2 separate regions of the Homo sapiens genome follow, and region 1 is linked to region 2. A link is a loop called in an ENCODE intact Hi-C map of the cell type or tissue named here. Cell type or tissue: OCI-LY7. All regions are shown on one strand. Each heading gives the region's core, and the rest is flanking DNA. Links, peaks and the distances in the headings are about the cores only.

Region 1 (4,383 bases), core at 216-4,215, 90 kb after region 2:
ACCCATCTACTCCACTACTGAGTGTACGCCCGAAAGAAAGGACATCAGGATGTTGAGGAGATCTCTGCACTCCCATGTTTACTGCAGCACTATCCATAGTAGCCAAAATAGAGAATCAACCTAAGTGCTCACCAGCAGATGAATGGAAGAGGAAAACGGGGCACATATACACAGTGGAATATGGTTCAGTCAGAGAAGGGAATGAGATCCTGTTGTTTTTAGCAACAAGGATGGAACTGGAGGCCACTACGTTAAGTGAAACAAGCCAGGCTCAGAAAGACAGATCTCACCTCAGGAGCTATAACAGTGGACCTCATGAAGATAGAAAGTAGATTGGTGGCTACCAGAGACCAGGAAGGGCAAGGGGTGTAGGAATGAAGAGAAGCTGATTAGTGGATACAAATGTACAGTTTGAAAGAAGAAATAAGACCTAGTTTTTTCATAGATTTACTATAGATTACAATAATCTATTGTATATTTCAAAATAGCTTGAAGAGAAGAATTTTAATGGTTCTAGCAATAACGAAAAGACAAATGTTTAAGGTGGTGGATGTCCCAAGTGCACTGGTTTGATCTTTACAAAATATGTGAATGCATTAAATTATCACATTTAGCCTGAAACCATGTACATCTATAGTACATCAAATACATAAATAAAGTGATGAAACACCTGAATAAATGATGAAACACTGGGATCTTATGTAGAACAAAATAACATTGTTAGTATGGCAACTTTACATGCAATAAGTTTTAAATTTAATTTAATTCTAAGGCCAGGCACAGTGGCCATGCCTGTAATCCCAGCATTTTGGGAGGCTGAGGCAGGAGAATCACTTGAGGCCAGGAGCTTGAGACCAGCCTGGGCAATGTAGGGAGACCCTGTCTCTACAAAAAATAAAAATAAAAAAATTAGCTGGGTGTGGTGGCATGTGCCCATAGTCTCAGCTACTTGGGAGGCTGAGGCAGAAGGATTACTTGAGCCCAGGAGGTTGAGGGTGAAGTGAGCTCTGATCACACCATTGCACTCCAGCCTTGGTGACAGAATGAGAACCTGTCTCTTAAAAAAATGTTTATAAAAGTATAGATAAAACAATTTAGAAAAATACAAAGATTTGCATTATCAAATATAAAATACATATTACAGAGCCATAAAAATAAAAAGAGTGGTATTTTTACAGAAATCAACAATAAACAAAAACCAATGCAATAAAGTAGAACCTCCAGAAGCAGATCTGTGGCCATTACACAGACAGCCCCACGAACACAGCAGAAAGGATGAATGCGGCAAACATAGCTGGGAAAGCACTATTTTGGATCATAGAGACTTGAAATCTCTTTTTTTTTTTTGAGATGGAGTCTCACTCTGTTGCCCAGTCTAGAGTGCAATGGCGCATTCTCGGTTGACTGCAAGCTCTGCCTCCGGGGTTCGAGCCATTCTCCTGCCTCAGCCTCCCGAGTAACTGGGACTACAGGCGCCCGCCACCATGCCTGGCTAATTTTTGTATTTTTAGTAGAGACAGGGTTTCACCATACTGGCCAGGCTGGTCTCAAACTCCTGACTTTGTGATCCACCCGCCTTGGCATCCCACAGTGCTGGAATTATAGGCATGAGCCACCACACCCATCCGAGACTTGAAATCTTTTAAAGCCCCATGTCTGCGGCGTCTCTGTTGAAAAATCCTTTTCCACTGCCTGGGTAGACAGCTGAGCCTCACACGGGGCCTGTGTTAATATCTTGGGTCACACCACAGCCTGGAAGTGACTGCCTCCCGCCAGCCGTGCCTCTCCAGGGCCCCAGGAAGATGTCCATGGAGCTTCCCGGGCAGCCCCCCTCCGTTTCCCGTGGGGAAGAGCGAGGAGACATGGGCTTCACCTTCCCTCTGGTCTGAATAAATTTAATAATAAATTTATCCCACAGCCATAACATTTTCCACCATCCAGAACCAATGTTTATATCACTGAATATGGCAACCTTGGAGTTGGAGATAAATGCTTATAAATGCTTATAGGCCGGGCGCATAGCTCACACCTGTAATCCCAACACTTTGGGAAGCCAAGGGGGGGATCACAAGGTCAAGATATCGAGACCATCCTGGCCAACATGGTGAAACCCCATCTCTACTAAAAATACAAAAATTAGCTGGGCGTGGTGGCACACACCTGTAGTCCCAGCTGCTCGGGAGGCTGAAGCAGGAGAATTGCTTGAACCCGGGAGGTGGAGGTTGCAGCGAGCCAAGATCCCACCACTGCACTCCAGTCTGGCGACAGAGGGAGACTCTGTCTCAAAAATAAATAAATTAATTAATTAATTAATTAATTAATTAATACTTACAATAAAGTTATTCTTTCCTTGCTTAAAAAAAAAATAGCCTGCATGAAGGAGAGGCAGGTAAGACAGACCAGGCCACAAGAAGCCCTCGTGATTCACCCTCACCATGGAAATCCCTCGCAGGCCGTGCAGCGGGACGGAACACACTGCTCCTTCTGTGGGACGCACCCTGCCGTGGGGCGGTTCGCACGTGGTTTCCTGCCCAGAGCCACCCCTTACGCGCGGCAGCTGCAGCTGCTTTCAGGCTACAGCTGCAGAGCTGCATGGCGGGGGTGGAGGCCGTAGGGCCCCGAAGCCGGAAATCTGTAGTCCCTGGTCCTTCACGGGAAACTGTTTTCTAGACCAGGGCGGAAAGAGCCAGACTCCTTCATGAGGACACTTTTTAACCTCAAGCACTAAAGTTTCATCTTCACATAGGGGTGAGAAGGTGCAAACACACACATGATTTATTCCTATAATGCACGATTCCAGAGAAAACGTGCCCCCTGCTCACACCCTCTCATGCTGGCACACCACACTCCAGCGCTGCCTGTAGCTTGTCACATAAAACCTCTGAGCAAGTTTGTTTGCCAATGGGAATAAAAGCAGAATGTTTCCAAAAGAGGCTGAAATGGTCATAACCAGGTGTCCAAGTGGTCAACTGACCCTACAACACACTGACCACGATGCCCCATGGCGGGGAAGACGCCTGATATTTCACAGAGCTCCATGCTGTTCCCACACACACACCAGCTCACCTGGTTGCCAGAACCCTCCGAGGTCACAGGAGGGGCTGTCCCAACTTTAAACATCAGACCAAGATTAAAGAACTTCAGGATGAGGCATGGGGGAGAGTCAAATGGGACCAAAACCCAGCCCTCCACAGCTCCAGCTCCATGTCCTAAAGGCCCCTCAGCATGGCCCAGTAGCCACTGAGTATTTTCCAGTGCAGGTACTGCCCTGGGCGTCTCCCACAAAACGCCTCTCACACCATGCGGCAGGTGCATTCCAGGTTGCAGCGCGGATGTGGGGTCTGAGGCACGGCCCTGTGAGAGGGGAGCACCAGGCCTAAACCCACAAGGGCAGCAGGTCTGCAGCGAGGGGCCGTGCTGTGTGGGCGGTGCAGGCTTGGTGGGCTTCGTGTGCTGTGTGGTCTACCCTTGGGAAGACGCTACTGGAGTGCCTCATTCCAGCTCAGAATTCCCAGAACCTGATGGACAACCACAGGACAGCAAAACCTGTGTATAAAGCATGAGGGTTTCACACAAAACCTCACAGGCCTGATAGAAGAGGAATCTGTACCAACTTCACCACTTGAAGTTGGTCTCATCGTCCTTGCATATAAAATGGAAATACTTGTATTCTTCCATGGTTGCTAAAAAGATGAAAACGGAATATTTGAATACAATTGGCCCAGGGCTGAAAACATAAAAGGTACCATTCATTTCCCCAGCACGTGGAAGGCAGTGTCATTTCCTCAGCACGTGGAAGGGGCCTTCATTTACTAAGCAAACCACCTCGCGAGTGGGAGACACTTTCAAGTGCCCAGCACAGGACCGAGCACGTGGAAGGCACCTTCACTTACGCAGCGCAGCACCTACCACATGGAAGCTACCTTCATTTACCCAGCACAAGACCTGGCACAGGGAAGCTATTTACCGAGCACAGGACCTAGCTATTGGAGGCTGCCTTCATTCACCCAGCCCAGGACCTGGTGCATGCAAGCTATCACCATTTACCAAGCACAGGTCCGAGCTATTGGAGGCTGCCTTCATTTACCCAGCACAGGACCTGGCACGGGGAAGCTATCACCGTTTACCCAGCACAGGTCTGAGCTATTAGAGGCTGCCTTCATTTACCCAGCTCAGGACCTAACACATGGTAGACGCCTTCATTTACTAAGCACAACACCTGTCACACAAAGGGTACCTACATTTACTCAGCAAACCACCTAGCACCGGAAGAAGGCAGCTTCATGTACCCAGCACAGCACCTAGCTCAGGAAGAAGGTAGCTTCGTGTACCCAGCACAGCACCTAGCTCAGGAAGAAGGTAGCTTCATGTACCCAGCACAGC
Region 2 (4,383 bases), core at 314-4,313:
GGTCCACGGCTGGGGGTATTGGGAGCACTGAGGCAGAGAGAGTCACGGCCCAGCACCATGGAGCCCACATCCTCCAGGGGAACCCAGGATGGGGACTGAAATGACCAATCCCCATGAGGGCGCTCAGGGACTCATCTGCACCTCCCTTAGCCCCTGGACAGAGCTGCCGAGAAAGGCATCAGTCAGAGCCACGCAGGCCTCCTGAGCCGAGTGCTGGTAGAGAGGGGTGGCCTTCAGGAGGAAGACTGGAGGAGAGGGAGTTTTCTAAAAGGAATGCAGTGTCATTGCCACAGAGAGCCCTGATGGATGTCACACTGCCTCCCCACAGTGTCTGCTGCCTGGCTGGACAAGCCCAGCGCTCCAGCTTGGAGGCTCCTCCCAGCTTAGCAGTGGGGATTCCAGCCGGGAGAAGGCGCCTATATTTAAAACTAAAGTGAATAATGGAGACATTTTCTATTCAGGCTTAAAAAAATAAATTTACAAAAGACATGGAGTTAGGCCCTGGTCCTTCTCTGAAGGGAGGTCATCCGGCCAAGGCCCCACCCAGTCGCCCTAGTGACTCAGGGATCCAGCTTGGCTTCCCTGAAGGAAGGGCCCAGCGGCCAGCATGGCACCCAGGGTGGGGAACAGCGCAGGGCTCCTCACGGGCTCAGGCAGGCGCCACTCTCACCAGCACTGGGATTGCTAAGCCTCACAGAGAAAAGTACCATGGTTCTTTTTTAACTTCGCAGGAGTTAAATGTAACCGCATTTCTTGCCATGGTTAATTATTTCTCCATGTTTCCTAATTACCAACGGACTCTGCTTGCCATCAACTCCTAAATTAATTCTGATTATTTGGATGAGTGATAACAGGATTTCTGTTGCTCCTAATACTAAAACCAATCATTTGAAATTCAAAAGCACAGACATTTTTTCAAGAGCCTTTTCAGAACCTTATTGGGAGTGGGCACTCAATAAATGTTTGCCAAATTGATTTAAACCCTAGACTGAACTCCGTTAATAGCATTTTAGGACATTCATCTCGCCACTGAGCAGGTGCTCCTGCCAGCCCCTGGGAGGCCCTGAGGGCTCTGACTGGCCTGGGGCCTCCTGCTGCTTGGGCTCCCATGTGGCCTCAGGCCCTTGCGTCTGACCTTACCCCTGGCCCACGGAAGCAGAGCTTCTTCCCTGGAGTAATGAGTCCAGGCTCTGCTGATGAGCTGAGAGCTGAGAATGTCTCAAGGTTGGTGTCCAGAGGCTGCATCTTGGCTTTTTCCCTCAAGGTCAGAGGAGGGGAAATGATTGGGCACCAAGATTGGTGTCTGAGCACCCGCTCTCCTCCATGGGGCAGCAGATGGACCTCCGCAGTGCCCTCCAGCCGTGAAATGCCCAGGACCTCTGAGGCAGGCCTGGCCCCTGGGACTTGACCAATCCAGATGCAGGGCCTGTGGGTCCTAAGAGAGCCACCCGAGGCCCTGTCGCCGGCATCCACTGCAGGAGGCAAGACCCCAACATCGCCACCTTCCACAGCACACACAGCCCACTTGCTTAGCTCCCTGTTGCATTAAAAGATTTTCACAGAAATGACTTCCTCCAAGCTCAGATGCCGCTCTTTCCCCCTTTCCTGGAGGCTTTCTTGTTCTGTGCTCTTGAAACAGCTGCAGATCCTAGTGGCTTTGAGACACAGAGGCGGCCCGGCAGATTTATCATTCACTGCTAGCTCGTTAGACATTGTCAAAAAGCATGATCTGGCCCAGCATGAATGTTTTAACGGTGCCAGGGGGAGAGGAGGGAGGAGGGGAAGCCGAGGGCAGGGCTGGAAAATCGGGGAGGGGAGGAAGGAGGGGAAGCTGAGGGCAGGGCTCGAAAACCCGGAAGAACCGGGGTGGCGGGAGGGGGACCACCCCGCAGGCAGGAGGTGTGCGTCACAGACATGCTGGGGCTGCACGGCACTGTCCCAACCACAGGTGGTGTTCTGGAGGAAAACGCTACTTCTGCGTCTGACGGCCAAAGTGCCCTTGTTGCTACTGATCCGCTTACTGAGTGGAGTTCGTAAACACCAAGTACCAGGTGCTTCTTTCAGCAGGAAACAGGCCATCTGCTAGTGACTCAGAGGACGGAAGAGAATGTTCTTGAACGTCTTTCATGCTCAGGTACCATGCAGGTATAGGGCAGGTGCTCTGCTGGTGTGTTCACGCTTTGACTTACTTGTCTGAACCATCCTCCGGGAAGAGTTTTTCTTCCAACTTGCAGAGGAGGGGACTCAGCACAGCCAAGTCTCAGTGGCTCCCAAAGCCACGGATTAATGATCAGCAAATCTGAGGTTTGGCCCAAGTATTTAAAATAACCCTAATTTATTGCAGTGAAATTCACAACTGTAACGTGGAGCATGTGGAAGTGAACGGTTCGGTGTGTCCCACCTCCATCTAGTCCAGAACGCTTCCCCGACTCCAGAGGAGGCTCTGAACTCCCTGCACAGTTTCTCCTCACCCCCTGATCCTCCAGGCTGGCAAGTAGCAACCTACTTTGCCTCCATAGATTTGCCTGTCCTGGGCATTTTGTATGAATGGAACCACACAACACGTGGTCCTGTGTATCTGGCTTCTTCCACAAGCTTAACGTCTTCAAGGTTCATGCATGTTGTCAAGGTCTTACAAGTACTTCTTCACTGTTGTTTAGGGCCGAGTAATATTCCATCTCATGGATGGACCGCATTTTGCTCGTCCATCTGTTGATGGACATTTGGGCTGTTCCCACCTTCTGGCCACTGTAACGAATGATATTATGAACATGTATGAACAAGTATTTGCTGGAGTCTGTGTCTTCAGTTGTAGGAGTGGAGCTGCTGGATCGCATGCTAAGTCCATTTGCTGTAATGAACTCTTGGGGAGCCCCTCTATCGTTTCCACAATGGTTCTCACGAGCAATGCTCAAGGGTCCCAAATTTCTCTGGATCCTTTTGCCATAACGTCTTATTTTTTTTTTCATTCTCTTTCTTCCTGTCTTTCTGCCATCCTAGTGGTTGTGAGTGACCCAGGTTTTTTTTTTTCTTTATGTCAGTTGGCCTGATTCTATGACTCAGAATTTCTGTTGACTTTGGTTCCTGCTTAAAATTGAAAGGGGCTATCATCGACTTCAATTTCTCTAGCAAAAGTTAGAATAAAGATTACTGCGTTTATATTACAAGTGCAAAGAACCAATTATCTGTGACATTTTTTTCTTTCTGGAAAACTATCTCAACGAATAATCTCAAGCCTCTCACTGCCCCCAAGTTCCACCAAAAACAAAACCACTTTCAACCACTGAGGAGCCAACCTGAGCCGGCCATTGCATCTGTGGCGGCCTCCCTGGGGAGGGGCAGTGGCAGCCGGGAGGGTGCAGGATCGGGCTGGCGAAATAATCTCAGGGGAGGGCCGTAGGGTGCAGGGAGGACCGGAGGGTGCAGTGAGGACCGTGCTGGCAGAATGATCTTGGGGGAGGTGCAGAGGCGCCACGGGGATGTGCCGGCTCAGCCAGCCAAGGGCAAGGAGGCTCAGGGGGGTGAAAAGGAAGGAAGGAGGCCTCAGGCAGGGAGGCCCGTGTCCAGGTGCTGCGCCAGGACCCACCGCAGGCTCAGGCCGCAGAGGCACGGGACCCCGAGGGCCATGGTGAGAGAAGTAGGCACTCAGACCCCACCACAAGGGACACGGGGCCCAGGAGGGCCGTGTCTCATTCCCCAGCCACTGACCACAGTGCCTGGGTGCAGCCTCCAGCCCAGGCTGCCCTTCGCTTTCTCCCAAAGGTGCCACCTGCCCAGGCCTGCTTCTCCCGTGAGACATCAGGACCCGCGATGGCTCAGCGACTACTGTGAGAAGCAGCAGAGCCCAGAGGCGAACCAGCAGCCACAAACCCAGGTCCCATGGCCCTCAGATGCAGACCCCAGCCCCCAACCATAACCCTCTCAGATGCAGGGTCTAGCCCCCCACCACAACCCTCTCAGATACAGGGCCCAGCCCCCCACCACACCCCCTCAGATGCAGGGCTGCAGCCCCCCACCACACCCCCTCAAATGCAGGGCCCAGCCACCCACCACACCCCCTCAGATGCAGGGCCCAGTCCCCCACCAGAACCCTCTCAGATGCAGGCCCCAGCCCCCCACCACACCCCCTCAGATGCAGGGCCCAGCCCCCCACCACACCCCCTCAGATGCAGGGCCCAGCCCCCCACCACACCCCCTCAGATGCAGGCCCCAGCCCCCCACCAGAACCCCCTCAGATGCAGGCCCCAGCCCCCCACCACACGCCCTCAGATGCAGGCCCCAGCCCCCCACCACACCCCCTCAGATGCAAGGTCCCATAACTCCCTAGACACGGGCCCCAGCCCCCTATTCCCCCCCAGACATGGGGACCCCAGCCCCAGAAGG

Evidence for each region. A loop is a pair of places that touch in the nucleus more often than their neighbours do. Peaks named below come from ENCODE experiments on the same cell type or tissue, not always from the same donor. Only the 100,000 strongest peaks of a DNase experiment are listed, where the experiment ranks them.
Region 1: a loop joins it to region 2, with 6 times the contacts of the local background. A loop is called at or near these places in 1 of 110 quality-filtered maps.

The regions. Positions count from the first base shown.
Region 1 is chr6:169,866,823-169,871,205 of GRCh38, reverse strand. It overlaps LOC105378149. Among named protein-coding and RNA genes, the nearest start is that of LINC00242, 70 kb to the right of the region's middle. In OCI-LY7, for the core only: no CTCF peak of the experiment used is centred there; a DNase peak (open chromatin) is centred at 2,565; H3K27ac peaks cover 663 bases.
Region 2 is chr6:169,956,901-169,961,283 of GRCh38, reverse strand. It overlaps LOC107986675. Among named protein-coding and RNA genes, the nearest start is that of LINC00242, 160 kb to the right of the region's middle. In OCI-LY7, for the core only: a CTCF peak has its summit at 1,839; a DNase peak (open chromatin) is centred at 1,973; H3K4me3 peaks cover 1,215 bases; H3K27ac peaks cover 2,556 bases.